Regions from separate parts of the Homo sapiens genome. Here region 1 is linked to region 2. The links are chromatin loops, found by intact Hi-C in ENCODE. Cell type or tissue: psoas muscle. All regions are shown on one strand. Links, peaks and the distances in the headings refer to the core of each region. The heading gives the core; the rest is flanking DNA.

Evidence for each region. Hi-C counts contacts between places; a loop is a spot of excess contacts. Peaks named below come from ENCODE experiments on the same cell type or tissue, not always from the same donor. Only the 100,000 strongest peaks of a DNase experiment are listed, where the experiment ranks them.
Region 1: a loop joins it to region 2, with 5 times the contacts of the local background. A loop is called at or near these places in 27 of 110 quality-filtered maps.

What each region holds. Positions count from the first base shown.
Region 1 is chr3:52,891,084-52,893,995 of GRCh38, forward strand. All of the region lies in intron 1 of STIMATE-MUSTN1 (STIMATE-MUSTN1 readthrough), which reads right to left. The region is part of intron 1 of STIMATE (STIM activating enhancer); the gene reads right to left. Among named protein-coding and RNA genes, the nearest start is that of STIMATE, 5.0 kb to the right of the region's middle. In psoas muscle, for the core only: a CTCF peak has its summit at 1,541; no DNase peak of the experiment used is centred there; H3K4me3 peaks cover 1,816 bases; H3K27ac peaks cover 2,500 bases.
Region 2 is chr3:52,842,652-52,845,563 of GRCh38, forward strand. STIMATE-MUSTN1 (STIMATE-MUSTN1 readthrough) reads right to left here. Exons shown (of 10, transcript NM_001198974.3): 5 at 2,178-2,290; 6 at 1,070-1,147; 7 at 160-309. STIMATE (STIM activating enhancer) reads right to left here. Exons shown (of 8, transcript NM_198563.5): 5 at 2,178-2,290; 6 at 1,070-1,147; 7 at 160-309. Among named protein-coding and RNA genes, the nearest start is that of MIR8064, 2.4 kb to the right of the region's middle. RefSeq lists an enhancer at 1,834-2,334. In psoas muscle, for the core only: no CTCF peak of the experiment used is centred there; DNase peaks (open chromatin) are centred at 620, 1,800 and 2,650; H3K4me3 peaks cover 505 bases; H3K27ac peaks cover 2,500 bases.

The DNA of each region.
Region 1 (2,912 bases), core at 115-2,614, 48 kb after region 2:
AATTAAATAAAAATAATTATCAAGAAAGAAAATCAGAATTGTTCAGATAGAAAAAAAATGAGGTGAAGTAGCCACAGATACGGAGTAATCAGAAAGTGAACCTGTGTGGAAAGAGGGGTGGAAAAAGCCGGCAGGCACAGAGGAAGTGGCTCAGGGTGTCTGGGGTCCCAGGGACCCGGCTTACATTTCAGTTCTGCACTTACTAACCAGGAGCCCTTGTACAAGGCACTTCACCTGCTCACCGACCGCTTCTGTACAGGGTTCCTGTGAGGGGGGTTGGCATGCTGGGAACTCAGTGAAGAGTAGGCTGCAGAAAAGAGGCCGGCTCCAGGGGCCAGCGCCACCACCTACTACCATGGGCCCTGGGCAAAGAAAAGCCAGCGACTTGAAGCAGGTTCATCACCTGGAAGTGGGGCAGCCCCAGGCACCCACTGCCCTCTCTCTCAGAGCCCACATGAGGGCCCTGCCGGTAAAAACACAAGAAAGATTAGGTCAAGGAAGATTATTTTGGCCACGAAAGCCACCTTGTTTTGGCGCATGCTAATCTGGATTCACACTCACTGTGCTGGCTGGGCTAAAGGTGCTTTTCTTTCTTTCTTTTTTTTTTCACTGCCATGCACTCTGTGAAGAGGGCTAAAGGTAAAGACATTGTACAAACAAGAAAGAAAGGGGAATGTTTAACCTAATTCAGAAAATAAGTTACTTAAGCACTTGTGAAACATTTTTCAGCCCAACTCATGAATACAATGTAATAACAAGGATGAAGACACACCCCCAAGGAGGGCCTAACATGTGCCTGACACCAACCCAGCTTCCTCAAACACATTCTTTCTCATCTCCATAGCCCCAGAAAAGACAGATTATTACCACATGTTACTGGGGAGAAAACTGAAGCTTTGAGAAATGCAGAAGTTGCTCAGGGGCACCACATGGCAGAGCGAAGCAGACATGGATGCTGGGTCAGGCTGGATCCAGAGCCAGGGATCCTGTTATTTTTAACCACTTGTAAAACCCCTTCAACAAATCTTCATGTTTGTGCAAATATACTAACTGCAAAAGACTTTAAACAGATATTAAAGCAGCAGAAGCATGAGAGGCCCCAACAGGGCAACATGTGGCCAACAGAGGTATTCAAAAGTTTAAAAAAAATGCATTTGGTAAGTTATTCTACAACTCAGATTGTCCCCTAATTCAGACAACTTCCTGTTGTCCTGATTTTATTCGAAATTAATGAAGTTACATGATAAATCAAGCAGCAGATTGCCATTATGGATAAATGCTACCAAATAAATAAACATTTAGAAAACCTGAAAACTTTCTAAAAATGAAAGCTCTGAGCCAGCCAGTATGCTAACATTGGCCACAACACCAGCTTGGCATGAAAAAAGGGGCGTTCTTCCTTTGCCCATGCTGGCACTCCAGAAGGAGGAAAGGACAGCGACACTGATTGAGTTTGTGCTGGGTTCCAGACCCAAAGACAGGCGCCTTCACTCGTGAGCTCCAGCTCCAATTCAGCTGTCACTGTATTCTGTTATTTTACCAGGAGGAGGTGATCACTGGGTGAAAGGCTACTGGGAAACAGAGTATTCACATGATCTCAAAGTATTATCACTGCAGAGATCCCTTATTAATTGCCCAGGGGAAGATGTACCTTTACGAGGGAGAGACTGAGAGGTCTTCCATCCACCATCACCAAGTCATCAACCTTATTAACACTAATAGTGGGGCAGCGTGATGTCACATGCCTCCTGGTGGAATGTACATGAAACATACAGCGCCGCTTATGGCGTGTTCTTGCCATAAAACTGGGTATCTGAATCTAATAACTGCTCCAGACCAAACTCAGGAAAACAGGGGCCAGTGAAACAATTCAAACACCACAAGGAAACACCCAGACAACTCCAGAATGTGGGGCACTCCACACAACAAGCAGCCAGAACTCTTCAAAAAGCCAGAAACATTGAAAAAAAAAAAAAAGTGTGCATGTATGTGTAGGAGGAGGTTCTTCTAGAAACGAAAGTGACTGAAAACGTAACCAGACACAACGTGTGGACCTTGATTGGATCTTAGCTTTTAAAAACTCCAGCTATAAAAGACTTGTGACATTTGGGGAAATGTGACTATGGACTGGATATGAGATGATATCATGGAGTTATTATTAATTCTCTTAAGTATGATGATGAAATTGTGGTTATGTGGGAGATTGTCCTTATTTTGGGGAGACTTAGCTGAAGTATTTAGCAGTAAAGTGTGATGCTGGTCACAATTTACCTTCAAATGGCTCAGCCAAAAAAAAAAAAGCATAAAGAGGTAAAGCAAATGTGACAAAATGTGAACAACTGCTAAATCTAGGTAGAGGGCAGACAGATGTTCAGTGTATTATTTTTCATGTTTTCTACGTTTGACATTTTTAGAGATAAAAACCAGGATGGGGTGGGGAGAGGTGATCGTAGGGAAGGTTGTGCCAACACAAGCCTGTTCACACAGAGCACACAGGGAGGCCGGTTTACCACGGAGAAAACCCCAGAAACTCTCATTTAAGATATCAAAGCTGAGTGGACTGGTTTGTGATTTTTACTTTGGATTGCAGGAAAAAAGTTATCACTTCTCAATGTTAGCAGTGTTTTTGTAAAACATGGACACATTTCTCCCAGCTGGCTAGGCCCCATGTCTATAACAAAAATAGGCAGGCAGATTTATCCAAGCTCTCAAAATGCTTGTTTTATTAAAAACCAATTCTGTCTACACTTCAGCCCAGAACCCTGACTGTGCACGGTGAGGGAGGCTTGAGTTTGCTTTGCATTCACATGTCCTGAGAGCAAACACCCCCAAATGCCAACACACACACTGGCCAACACGACCTTTGGCTGACAGCTGGTTGGCTACCCTGCACTGGAACAGTTTGCTGAGCT
Region 2 (2,912 bases), core at 296-2,795:
CTGCCCCTCGCTCATCTCTGGCTCAGCCTCTTCTCCTGCCCTCTGGCTCGCACTGTGACTCTGCACTCAAGGGAAGAACATACACAGACATGAGACCAGAGACCCCCTTGGGCCAGCGATACGACGGCTTGGGCCCTTGGAGAGTCAGGGAGGCCCTACCTCAGACTCAGACTCCTCGTGGGATGCGGCCCTCCGGTAGCGGACCTTGCTCCCATTCCTCGAGTCCTGGTTGGCTCCCCTTTCTTCTAGCTTAGCTTTCGTCTTCCCCTTTCTCATGAGGAAATTGTCCACTACCCAAAACATCAAAGCCTGTGGGAAGGAAAAGTGCAGGTTACTTTGGGATAAACCATTTTTCAAAGCAAAGCCGAACAGCCCCCATCCGCCCACTCCCATTCCAGGTTATAAGATCCAGAGCTATGGAAAGAAAAACCCAATCCAATCACCCTGCTCTCTCCCAAAGCTTAGAAAGAGATTCCCAGTCTCCACATCCTCGGGTTCAGTTTTCTGATCAGAGTGTGCAAGGAACGTGCCCTGACGGGTTTTTGTTGTGGTAACTAGGGGGAACAGCCTGTTTGGGGCCTGGAAGCAAGGTCTCTGGACACGCGTTCCAGGCCCCTCCCCACAGACTCCATGTGGGTGGCCGGCACACCCTGCTGTCATCTGTTTGTCCCAGCTTCCCTCACCACTTCTGTTTCTTAACTTCGAGCCATTGTGCTCGGGAGTTTCTCAAGATCCGTGGTCAGGAATGAACGATGGGTACGTTTGGAACAATCCTGAACTAGAGGCTGGCGCTACACATGGGTGGGGCTTCTTGGTGGGAGGCCCCTCGGCAGGGAGGACAAGACAAAGCTCCCAGGCCCCTCCATCCTGGACGGGAGCCCTGGTATGGGGCCCTGCCTTTTGAGGGGGTAATCCTGCCATTTCCAGGTCTGGGGGTGGGAGAGGTGGCAAATGGTCACGCAAAAAGACCTGAGGGCTACAGGTGAGCTTTCTGTCAGACTCAGAACTTTGGACAGGAACCCTGCCAGACAGGGAGCAAATCGGGATAAAAATGCAACATGGCACTGACGTTGACAAAGAAGGGGACGATCAGCATGACGATGGCCAGCTTCAAGTCTGGGTTTTCAATGGGATTCAACAGGGCCACCTGTAAAGAGAAGCAGACTCAGTGAGGTAGGGAGAGGCCACCGAGAGTGTGCCTGGGGTGGGTGGGTGGTACCCATAGGCCCTGAGGGAGCCTTAGCTTAAGACGCTTCCTCCAAAGCCCAATGGGAGCAGCACCTCATGCCTAGGGTTCCCAGATGAGACTGTCCACAAGGAACCCTTGGAGACCACATTAAGCATCTGGTGCTTTGGCAGCTTTCCCCTCAGTGTGGACTTGCAAAGTGCAGTGGGCTTACAGCCACCAAGCCAGGGCAAGGCAAGCAGTGCCCACCGGGAGAGTGGAGTGTGGGCTTCAGGGGGCTGGAGGGGTGAACACAGTGGATGCTCATTATAGACACCAGCAATGAGGCCCCAGACCACTTTCTAACAGAAATCCCACACCTCAACCACCCCTAAAAGACAACAGCACTGAAAAGCCTTGGCTTATTTTCTTAAATAAAATCCAAACACAAATAAAACCCAAAGGAGGCCAAGCTGAGCCACTTGTTCTCAAAGCTTCTGGCTGGTCTCATGTGGGCATTCGGGGATGAGGAGTGGGGGTTTATCTACACAGAACTGGGGTCAGAGGGCGGAAGCCACGGTTGGGGAGCCCGTGGGCTGGCCAGGGCATCGGCACACTGAAGGTCACAGACTGTGGAAGCTGCCCGTGGCACCACATGGCTCAGTTAAACTACCAGCCAAGAGAGGTGTGTGACAGGATGTTTGCCGATGTAGAAACATGTATTGTCGCAAGGCCTAAAAACCACCATCAGATGGTAGCAAGCCGAGGGCAGGGACTGTATTTCATTAGTTTTATACATCCCAAGGCTTCATCTAGAACAGACATTTAAAGTGGATGGATGCTAAGAATTGACAAGCTCTTTGGAGTAGTTGCCACATCAGACCAAATGCAGGACACATTCATAGAGTTAAAACAAGTTTGGTTTTCCTAGAGTTGGCGTATGTGGGTGATGGGGAGGAAGTGCTGCTTGCTCAGCGTGGCAAGGAGCTGCTCATGCAGGGACGAAGCAAACCTTTTTCCACTGAAGTATTAGGAGGACGATGAAGACGACAGACTTTTCAAAAATCATGATCACGATGTAAAGAGCGCACTGCCCGACCCAGGCTCCACACTGCAGAGGGTCTCCTGCAGGGACAGGCGGGTGCTTAGTCACATGGGGCCCAGGCATCTGAGTGAGATGATGTCCCCACCCCACTCCCCCACACGCACCCCAGAACACTGGCTCTAAAGCTCTAAAGGTACTTAATGAGCCCCCCCAAAAGTCCAAAGGATTACCTCATCCTTAACAGACAAATGCAGTATTTTAAATAAAATCAGAGAATTCCTTATTTGAAGATACTAAAATGGCCTTTCTTTTAAGAGATTCTAAGATAGGATTAAAAAGCACTAAAGTTAGGAAGTGCTCATTGCTGGAGCTCAGAAAAGCTGTTCTTTCTGCCGGCTGGCAGCAGAAGCTGTATGAAGCAAGACTGCTATTCTTATCCGTTGTTGATTTTTCCAGTGACAGCGGGGCTGCCCCTCCCTTCTCTGTCCATGAGTGGACTGATGTTTGTGGATGATGAAGCAGGACCCAGTCGCTTTGTTTGTCTCCCACCTCCCCACCTCCCATCCCTTACCCAACTCCCCGGGCCATCCCTGATACCTCAGCCTCTTGAGAGCAGAAACGTGACTCTGGAGGAATTTGGACTCTACCTGTCCAGCATGGGTCACCCCAAACACCTTGGCCAGGGACAAGGAAGTGAAGAGA